2 separate regions of the Homo sapiens genome follow, and region 2 is linked to region 1. Evidence: read pairs that join two places in POLR2A ChIA-PET (ENCODE). Cell type or tissue: OCI-LY7. All regions are shown on one strand. Links, peaks and the distances in the headings refer to the core of each region. The heading gives the core; the rest is flanking DNA.

Evidence for each region. ChIA-PET counts read pairs that join two places held together with the same protein. Peaks named below come from ENCODE experiments on the same cell type or tissue, not always from the same donor. Only the 100,000 strongest peaks of a DNase experiment are listed, where the experiment ranks them.
Region 2: POLR2A ChIA-PET joins it to region 1 with 14 read pairs; 3 of 35 experiments call an interaction of 5 or more read pairs at or near these places.

Annotation. Positions count from the first base shown.
Region 1 is chr6:87,917,972-87,923,356 of GRCh38, forward strand. No RefSeq gene overlaps it. Among named protein-coding and RNA genes, the nearest start is that of SPACA1, 130 kb to the right of the region's middle. In OCI-LY7, for the core only: no CTCF peak of the experiment used is centred there; DNase peaks (open chromatin) are centred at 620, 3,300, 4,370, 5,100 and 5 weaker places; H3K4me3 peaks cover 4,307 bases; H3K27ac peaks cover 5,000 bases.
Region 2 is chr6:87,801,251-87,806,635 of GRCh38, forward strand. All of the region lies in intron 2 of LOC101928911 (a long non-coding RNA gene), which reads left to right. Among named protein-coding and RNA genes, the nearest start is that of AKIRIN2, 100 kb to the left of the region's middle. In OCI-LY7, for the core only: no CTCF peak of the experiment used is centred there; DNase peaks (open chromatin) are centred at 691 and 2,711; H3K4me3 peaks cover 2,132 bases; H3K27ac peaks cover 1,191 bases.

The sequences.
Region 1 (5,385 bases), core at 294-5,293:
CATGATGATTTGGAAATGAGAAGCTGCCAGTCTAGAAAGCTCTGCTTTTGCCTGGTAAGCTAAAGACCACAGGATGCTGGACGCTTTAAAGTGCCATTCAGGCAGGAAAATAAAAGTTAAGTCAGGCCTGGACACTAACAGCTGCTTTTTCAATCTGCAAAGCTATTCTTCTATAATTACTGAAGCCAGAAGTTGCTTAAACTGGAAAAAAATGTAAACTGTTTCTTCATTTTTATTGTTGTTATTATTAAGATAGCTTTTTATTCTTTTAGAAGACAATACAGCCACATCTCAATAGCTTAATTTGAATAATTTTTTTAAAGAGATGAATTACCACATTTTGTTTATAATTATAAGGACCAATGGCTGCTTCAGGCCTCTGTAAAGCCAAGAGTCCATTTTCTGAGAAATAGAAAACAGAAAACTAAGCTGATTTGCCTGGAGAACTTCCATGGGCTAATGGTTTGAGAGAGGTTTTATCTCTCTAACGAGTGTAATATTAAAATTAGGTGGGTTCAAGAGGTTTTATTTTTGTAATATTTGAACTAAATATATGTAGACATCTGCAAATGCCAATCATATGACTTATGTGGGCACAATGAATTGTTTGTGCTCACACATATGCTGACAGCATTTGTTTTATGCACCTGCTTCTTCTCCAGTTCCAGTTTGGTTCGATCTTTTGATTATGTTTTAATGTGCAGGCGTTTGCTGAAGTGTAACCACTTACAGAGCATCTGGGCTCGTATGGGTTTTCAAACTGAATCCACATTTTAACAGTTTCTCACCTCTCTATCTGGATTAGAAAAAACCGACATCATCGTAACCAATGTTAATCATTCTTTCACATTCCAAAGTGCTGACATTTGCTTCTTGGTTATAATCCTCAATTTGGAGTTTGGCTCCTTGCTTTGTCTCAGGTTCCCATGGGCCTTACAATAATGCTTATCATTTGCATAGCACTTTTAAAGCCCCTTTCAATTGTTAATTAATTAATTCATAAGATGTCCTTTCACAATCTCCACTTAATGCATAAATAAGCAAACTGGGCCAAACAGAGGTTAAATGACTAGGGCAGAACCATATGTGGATATGGCTAGTCCTTTCATTTATTTTTTTTAAATTTCCAGAAAGGAAGACACATTTTAATTCCAGGGCTCACCAAAATTTGCAATTTCTACATCACACTACACGGTCAGTTCATGAACTGGGGCAATCTGGGGAAATACTTGCTTTGGTATAGTGTTAGGTGTTCAAGTGGAAATGAGAAGTCCTGGGTGACTTCCTAAGATCATGGAACCCTCTCTGATCTACAGGCTCAGGCCAAGCCTTAGAATAGGATGAGCTCTCCAACTTTGTTTTAAGGATAAGCTATTTTTTGATGTTTTCTGAAATGTAAGAATGATTGCCCTGGAATGTCATATTGCTCTGGGTAGTAGAAATAAAAAACATAAAATGGGAAAGGCTTTTCTTACTAAATGCCTGAGAAAAGTGTGCTTTTTCTGGTCCTTGTCACACTTGGGATCTACTGGGCACCTTTAGCATCTGGTGTACTGCAAGACTTCAGTAAAGACCTGCTTAATTGGCTGTTACCCTGAGTTCAGAACAGCATCTAAGCTGGGAAGAACAGCTTCTGCTCTAGAGAAAGAATGAAGAAAAGATGGGAAACAGCTGGTTGAGAAGGTGTCTATCTGAGGGGAATAGGCGGGGGAGAAGAGGCAAGCCACCAGAGAGTAGTGATTACTTCTGAGATGGTCACTAGGTTTCCTGTACCCAAGTGCCATAAAAGCAATTAAATGGGATATTATCTCAGTTTCCTAGGGCTACTATAACAAATTACCACAAACGGGGGTTTCAAACAGCAGAAACTTATTCTTTCACAGTTCTGGAGGCAAGAAGTCCAAATTCAGCAGGGTTGGTTCTCTTTGGAGGCTCAGAGGGAGAATTCATTCCATGCCATTCTCCAAGCATCTCATGGGTGCCGGCCACCACTGGTGTTCCTTGGCTTGCACCTGTGTAACTGTAGTCTCTGCCTCCATCTTCTCATGGCCACCTTCTCCCCGCGTCTCTGTGTCTCAAATGTCCCTCTGCTTTCTCTTTCAAAGACATCAATCATTGGGTTTAGAACTCCCACTAAATCTAGGATGATCTCATCTCTCTTAACCTTAATTATATTTGCAAAGACCTTATTTTCAAATAAAGTCTTACTCACAGGTACCAGAGATTAGGACTTGGATATATCCTTTTGGACACACAATTCAACCCACTACAGATATCATTCTTCCAACCTCAGGTCTGAGGAGAAGCTGAAATAGTGACTGGGCAGTGCAAACTTGGGTTTCCAGATGGAGATGGCCAGCAAGTGTTTCTGGAGCCAGAGCTGACAAATGCATCCTTCTACCTCTCTTCATCCAGCTCAATGCTCAACTAGAGGGAGGAGTTGCTCTGCAGCCCCAAGAGTCCCCACCGTATCTGGTGTCTGTGGGAGAAAGTCTGCTTTCTGGATGGCAGAGACGACCTTCACGCCATGCACACCAGCAGGCAGACACTTCCCCTTCCTCCTGGCCCTGATCCTAATGATGATTCCTTAGGCATCTGGAAGAGAAGGGTAGCTCTATAATTCCTGGGTTCATGAACATTGTAAATGGGAGATTTCTCTGCTCATGGTAATACATGGGAGACAAGTCTGGGTACTCTAGCACTGTTTTTGTGCTGACCTGATCCTCCCGTTCTCTCCCCAAACACCCCAAATTTTCTCTTCGGGGGTCTCCACAATCTTCTCATCACCCAAGTTAGTAACCTGATGCATCATTGTGGATTTTCCCTCTGTCTCACCTGTTACATTGAATCAGCCCCTAGATCATATTGATTCTCCAACTTTCCATTTCCTAATCCAGCCTTTCCTTTTCTTCCTGATCAGCTCTTTTCTCTTTCAGCCCACCATCACCATCTCCTGAACTACTAACCTTAGCTGCTTTTCTGGTTTGTGTTCCTCCAGTTAATTCTTCCTTCCAATCTTATCTGCTACTCTGCTGTGATATTGATGCTTCTACCAATTTTTAGGTACCCTCTTACTTTAAATCTTCCACTGGCCTCCATGGCCGATAACACCCAAACTCTCTAGCAGGCCACAAATTTCTTCATGATCTGATTCCTGACAGAGGCAACTGGGCTGCTGGATCAGCTGTCAGTGGTGCAGACATGACTTCTGCTAAAACAACCTCTGGGTGCCACAATCCTGAGGTGGGTGCTCTGGTACACAGCAGAGCTCTCCACCCAGCCCAGTGCTTAACCAAATCCACACACCAAGATGCCTCCAACCAATCAGCAATACTCAAGAGAGTTTGCTTTTTAAATACAGGGTGTGGTCTCTTGGCTTTAAAAAACCTATCTTGTTTCTTCTTCTCCTGAAACCTCTTTTCCCAGAGCCTAGACTCTGTGCTGGATTGAGTTTCCTGCTTGGCAGTAAAAATCTTTTCCCCGAGTATTCAGTCATTGGCTCTGTAATATTTGCTTTAAACAAAAAATCTCTATTTATCTCTAAAGCCTCATATTTCCCCCATTTCCCCTAAAGTTCCCTGTGTTCTAACCATTCAAAACTTCTTAGAATTCTGTGAACAGTTGGCCAGGTGTGGTGGCTCACGCCTGTAATCCCAGCACTTTGGGAGGCCAAGGTTGGTAGATCACCTGAGGTCAGGAGTTGGAGACCAGTCTGATCAATATGATGAAACCCTGTCTCTACTAAAATACAAAAATTAGCCAGGCATGGTGGCATGCGCCTGTAATTCCAGCTTCTTGGGAGGCTGAAACAGGAGAATCCCTTGAACCCGGGAAGGGGAGGTTGCAGTGAGCCAAGATCATGCCATTGCACTCCAGCCTGGGCAACAAGAGCAAAACTCCATCTAAGAAAAAAAAAAAAATTCCCTGAACAGCCATGCTTTCATTCCTCCATGCACTGTTCATGATGTTTCCTCTTCTGAGAACACCAAATACCCCATGCACACCTGACTATCCTTCCAGCTTAAGTGTTAGGTCTGCTGATTCTCTTAGGCCTGGGAGCTCTTTTTTTGGCATTCCCATAGCAATCTAGTAAATGATAATAGAACTTAGCACACATATCCAACCCCAAAATGGAGCTTTTAAAACTGTGGGTCAACATCCCATTAGTGGGTGGTGAAGTCAATTTAAAAAGTAAAATAGAACATAAAGTATCAGAGTATATTGCCTATAGTAAGGGTCTGGTATGTGAACTTTTGCTGCTGCTGGTGTTGCTGCTGGGTGGTGTGTGTGTCTGTGTGTGTTTGGGGGGGGGGTTGTTACTATGGGTGATGGGCACTAGACCGTGAGATACTTTAGTGCCAGGATCTTGCCTCAATCATCTTTGTATGCCTGGGGCTCAGCCCAGCGTTGGCACAGAGTTGACAGCAAATGTTGAGTGAATGAAAGAATCAGTGCAAATGTGAGAATACTGTAAAAGGTCCTCAACATGTTCTCAGGAGGCCAACAAGGGTGACTGGCAAAACACTGAAGATTGCAAAACCCATTTGCTAACCCTGCCCATGTTTATAAATAATCAAAGCCAGAGGTTTGGAGTAAGTCAAGCCCATGTCTTCTGCAGGTATGGACTCAGATTCAGCTAATACTTAGCATCTACTTCTTTGCCACATGCTATCTTATTTAGTCTTACAAAAAAGCTGCAGTCATGACTTTCCTTTTTCAGTTCTGAAACCAAGGCACAGGGAGGGTTAAATGTTGCTTTAAGCAAGAACTGTGCTTGAATTTACATCTTTTATCAGTTAGGTGAGTGTTCTTTTATGTAGGGAGATGCACAAGTCAGGAGTGTGCCAGCTTCTGGGAGGCTGTGGAGGAGAGATGGGGAGGACCAGGGTAGCATAGGACCCATGCTTGGTGATAGCTCAAAGGAAACAGCCACACAGAGAAGAAAAACATTAGCATATATTTGTGACAAAGACTTGTAAGGCCTATGAAGAAGTGATTTGAGTAGGCATGTCAAAGGTCCATTAACCAAAAAGCAGAAGACACAGCTCTCTAAGTGTGACAGGAAGTATTTGTCATACAGTTGTACTGTCACGGATGGGAGCCACCAGCAGCTGTTGTGTGCTGTTTGCACATTAACCACACAATCGTGGAGATTGATTTGGGAGCCTAGTCCCTGCCCCACTCCCCTGTCAGCCTTCACCTGTCTGCTCCCTCCTCTCTCCTTCCTACCCCACTGTTCACTCACCCCTGCCCCCTGGCCCACCTCCTCTTCCATCTGGATGCCTCAGAGCAGATGTGGACACAGCCATATGTTCCATCACTCTGACTAATGCTGCTGTGCTTCTAGGTTGGCTCAAGTTGGATTGTGATTAGTGTTTACTGCTA
Region 2 (5,385 bases), core at 174-5,173, 120 kb before region 1:
ACCACCCCCAGACTTTTCTGTTTTTAGATTGGGTAATTCTTTTGATCTATCTTCACATTTACTGACCCTTTCCTTTGTCATTTCCAATTCATTGTTAAGCCCATCAGTGAGTTTTTAAAATTGCAGATATTATATTTTGTAATTCTAGTATTTTCATTTGGTTCTTTTCTATTTCTCTGTTGTGATTTTCTTTCTGCTCATTTGTTATGAGTATATTTCCTTTATATATTTGAGCGTAATTATAATGGCTGTTTTAAAACTTTTGTTTCTTAATTCCAACATATAAATCATCTTAGGAGTCTCCATTGATTGTCATTTTTCTTGTATATGAGTCATATTTTCCCATTTTTTCTTATGTCTTGTAATTTTGGATCATGTTGTGCATATTGTGAATGATATAGAGACTCTGCATTCTCTTATGTTACTCTAAAGAGTATTGATTTTGTGTTTTAGCAGGCAATTAACCTAGTTGATTTCAGTTTCTAAATTCTTTTCCTCTGTGGTGTGGCAACTGAAATCTGTTTAGTTCTTTTAGCTCGAGCTAGATTTCTTGGTATCTATCCAACATATGTATATTTTAGAGGCTGGCCAGAGATTTGGGCAGAGTTTATATGTAGAATTTGAGTCTCCCTTCTGCGGCTATTTCCTTTCCACTATTTCTCCTTTCACTTCTCTGCTGTTATTGCTTTGAATTTTGTCTTCCGATTTCTTAGCTAGCAAGGTTTCTGTGCAAGTTTTAGCCACCTTTTGGTGGGACCAATTGGGAGTACTCTCAGACAAAGAAATAGAAAAAATTGGCAAATATCCAGTGGGTTTTTTGTTTGTTTGTTGGTTTGTTTTTTGTTTTTGTTTTTTTTTTCAGACAGAGTCTCACCCTGTTGCCCAGGCTGGAAGCACAGTGGCATGATCATAGCTCTATGTAATCTTCAACTCCTGGGCTCAAGTGATCCTCCTGCCTCAGCCTCCCAAGTAGCTAGGACTACAGGTACATGCCACCATGCCTGGATAATATTTTTATTTTTATATATTTTTTGGAGAGATGGGGTCTTTCTACGTTTCCCAGGCTGGTCTCAAAATTCTGACCTCAAGCCATCCTAGTGTCTTGGCCTTCCAATGCACTGGGGTTATAAGCACATTGAGCCTGGCCATCCTTCTCTAAATATTGACCACCTCTAGTTTTGCCTGCTTTTAGACACTCTCAAATGGCTTCAGATTTGTGTGTGTGTGTGTGTGTGTGTGTGTGTGTGTGTGTTTTCCAGGGTTTATAATTGTTACTTTGGGAGGATTGGTGTAATATGAGCTACTCTGCCATTTCTAGAAATGGAAACTTATCATCTAATCTTGTCCAGTGATCTTACGGCTTGCTTTTTAAATTTGTTTTGTTAAAATAATATGGTAAAGCCACTGATAAGAAATACATCAGGAGTACTTCTAGTGTTCAAAAAATAGTTCATAGTAATGATAACATAATTATTTTAAAATCATGATTGTAAAAAATGTGTTCTAGTTACAAGGATCTACGGATAATGTTTCTTTGCAAATTGGATAGTTTCTACAGACAAGAAGCTTAAAAATAACTAAAACATTTTAATAAACTTTTTCTAGTTATTTTTTCTATTTCCACAGAAAAATGAAAACTCTTCTTATTTTGCCCATTTCTAAACTTCATCCTCCAGAATCCTCCTTATATTAATTTGTTCAAAGTGTGGGTGCTGAAGTAGATTATAAAGTTTGTAGAAACTGTGGCAAAAGAGTAGAGTTGAGTGGAAAAAATAGAGAATTTTCATTACTTTATGACATGATCTTGGAAGGATTCTCCTTGTCTTTATTTTTGGTGCAGACCAGAAATAAAATGTTTAAGAATTTTTAAAAAATCCCATTCTCTCTTTCTCCACATTATACAACACCATCCTGTAGAAACTGTAATGTTTCTTGTGGTCAATTTATCATTCCATTTGATTGATTAGTATTTAGGTCCTCATGGAACACTAGGGTTAGTGCTATCGTTGGGAAGCAGGGAAAGAAGATGCTGAAATACTTCATGGTTCTGCTCAGTAATGAATCCTGATGTGCTAAGGGTCCCCAACTTTTTCTGTATTTTAAAATATATAAAATGAGCAGAGTCCTGGTGTTTTAACTGTGGCCAAACTTGCTTGGGTGACAAAGATTTGTGGCCAACTCTAGACCTATATCCTGCCAAATCACTGACCCAGGAGAAGCTACAAGTTGTGGACTTCCCATTGTGAAAATCATCTAACAAAAATGTGAATCTTTTGCCTTTATGAAAAAGATAAAAATCATAAATAAACATTTTATTATTTGAGCTACACATGAACGTTTTAATTGGCTTATCAGTGTGTACTTTGTTAGGCTGCTGATTACAATTTTTTTCAAAATGTTGTTCTGATTTATATAATTTTGGATTGATGTTTTGTTGCATTCTCTCAGTAAAGTTAAGCAAAGGTACTGGATTTTAGTTGTTTATTTTAAATATTTTAGAGTCGTGAGGAATTTAAATATTTCCTATGAAGCTTATGGGAAAGAGCTTTAGAGTGAGAAATAACTGAAGAAAAAAATAGTCTTCAAATTGAGTGATCACAACTTGCCAAATACCTGGGTTATTTCCTGGCTCTTTATCATGGCTTGTTAGGACTCAGACGCTTGATCAAGCTTTGGCAGGATATAGAGGCAGTAGGATCTGTGTAAAACTTACTGTGGCCACATAAGATGATGTCTTCTCTTTCCGCCTTCTCACTTACGCAAACATATTGCCTCTTATAAAAGACTTGTTATATGTGGCCACCCAGCATGTGCTTTAAGGAAATGCTTTTTGGTTTCATTTTATAAGAATATACTGGCATTGGATAAAGAAAATTAAATAGCTTATGTATTTTGTATTCTCAGCAAAATATATGAAATGAGGGTAAAGATAGTCATAGGTAAGCCAGAGAGCAGTGGTCAGGGTTCCATTTTCTCGAATACTTCTTATTTTATGTGAGAATTGATGGGACCTCCAGGGCTACACAAGAAATTTTAATCCATGTCTTGATGATTTCCTCATTTTCTGTCAATTTGGAACAGACAAAGATGAAATTTAATAGCATAGAACTGGATTTATTAGTAACCAATTAGAAAGCTTTTTTTTTTTTTTTTTTTTTTACCAAAAGGGAAATTTCACTTAAGGCTTCAAGAAACAAATCTTTAAGGAACAAAATAAAAGTTTGGGAATGGGCCAAGTGCGATGGCTCACGCCTGTAATCCCAGCACTTTGGGAGACCAAGGCGGGCGAATCACCTGAGGTCAGGCATTCGAGACCAGCCTGGCCAACATATAGTGAAACCCCATCTCTACTAAAAAATACAAAAAGAGCTGGGCGTGGTGGCTCACACCTGTAGTCTCAGCTACTTGGGAAGCTGAGGCAGGAGAATCACCTGAACCTGGGAGGTGGAGGTTGCAGTGAACTGAGATCGCACCACTGAACTCTAGTCTGGGTGACAGAGCAAGACTCCGTCTCTCAAAAAAAAAAAAAAAAGTTTGGGAATAGATCTAATATTATTATAATTAGGTCCAAATATATTTTAATTTTTCCAGCCAGACACATTTAAAGGCATTCTCCATAACCTCTCAGTGAGACCAATCACTTTCTAAACCACCACATGGACTCAGGGTAACCTGAGATTTCCTTCTCAAGCTGCACCCAGAACACTTGTGTGCCCAGTAACTGTCTTAGTGGCGTAGTTACTTAGCACATTTTCCTGTGGGGTAGGGACACTTAGGATACAAAACATAAGTCATTACTTGTAGGACTAATTCTTCAAGCGTAAGAAAAGATTCATCTTTAGTGGCTGTGAGCACAGATATGCTAAGTAACAAAAAATAAAAACAGCTGACATTTTGAACACTCACTATATCAGGCATTATGCTAAGCATTTTATTATAGTGTTCCATGAAACCCTCATACCCCGTGAGTAAGTATCATTATTATGCCTATTGAAAAATGGGGACGCTGACACTGATGCTTAAAGGACTTGCCTGAGGTCATGTAGCTAATTTGTGGAGGAGCCAAGTATTCATTTCAGATCTATCCTTCTGCAAAGCTTTTCAATAACTACTATATACTATTTATCAATCCAATTTATCAAATTCAATTGATTCATAGATTAATCAGATTAATCAAAATAATATGATTAATGTAGCAAGCTAAACTGGTTGAGTTAGTTAATATGGAGGCAGAAAGAAGTTACTCCTATAAAATCAAGATGCTTTGTTTAAGTATTTTCTTACATGCTGATGGTAGGCAATTTTTAATGTAACAGTTCTCAAAATGTGTTCTGGAGACCCTTGGAGGAAAACTCTTTTAGGTTCATTTTTAGGTTCATGTGTGGACAAACCTATTTTCTTCTTCTTCTTTTTTTTTTTTTTTTTTTTTTTTTTTTTTGAGACAGAGTCTCGCTCTGCTGCCCAGGCTGGAGTGCAGTGGTGTGATCTCAGCTCACTGCAATCTTCGCCTCCTGGGTTCAAGTGATTCTCCTGCCTCAGCCTCCCTGGGATCACGGGCATGCGCCACCACACCTGACTAATTTTTGTATTTTTAGTAGAGATGGGGGTTTCGCCATGTTGCTCAGGCTGGTCTCAAACTCCTGACCTCAGGTGATCCGCCTGCCTTGGACTCCCAAAGTGCTGGAATTACAGGTGTGAGCCACTGCCCATCCTATAACTTCATTTTGAAAGATACATTTCTCAGTGGGAGGTAGCTGTGGAATCTCTGTACACATTTTCCTGGTATGGGAGACACATTTTGGATGACAATGCTTCTCATAGTGACAGACCTTGGTGGACATGTTTGGCCCTGTCACCGTTGGTTGGAGCAGAGTAAACCTAAAGTGAGCCAATTAGATTCTCATGCCCAGGAATTTGATGCTAGGATTCAGTGATGGCTAGTAGCTCTTTACAGCTGGAACTGAAATGGTGAAAACCCAAGCAGTGGGAGAGCATTCACAGAAAGATGGTGTGAAAAGAGAAGAAAGAAGCAGATGCACTGAGAGAAACAAGGAAGAACAGAGAGGGAACACTGTCTGGGTTCCCAGGGGCTTTCCAGGTCATTTTCTCAAGCTTGGCTGCCTTCATGGGTTTTGTGAATTACCACTGTGATTTTAGAATAAGTTCCTCCTTCCAAATAAGCTAGCTCAAGTTGATTTTTATTGTCAACCAAACAGATATTAACTGAGACACTCAGTTTCTGAAAAGCTGAAATTCTCATGGAGGCAGGGCATGTTTCTCTTGTTCAAAGGTGCAATTGAAAATATCTTAGAAAAAAATTGAAAATAATTTGTTAAAAGAGAAGGAACAGGGATATTAATAAAGAGATAGATCAAGTCATCCCTA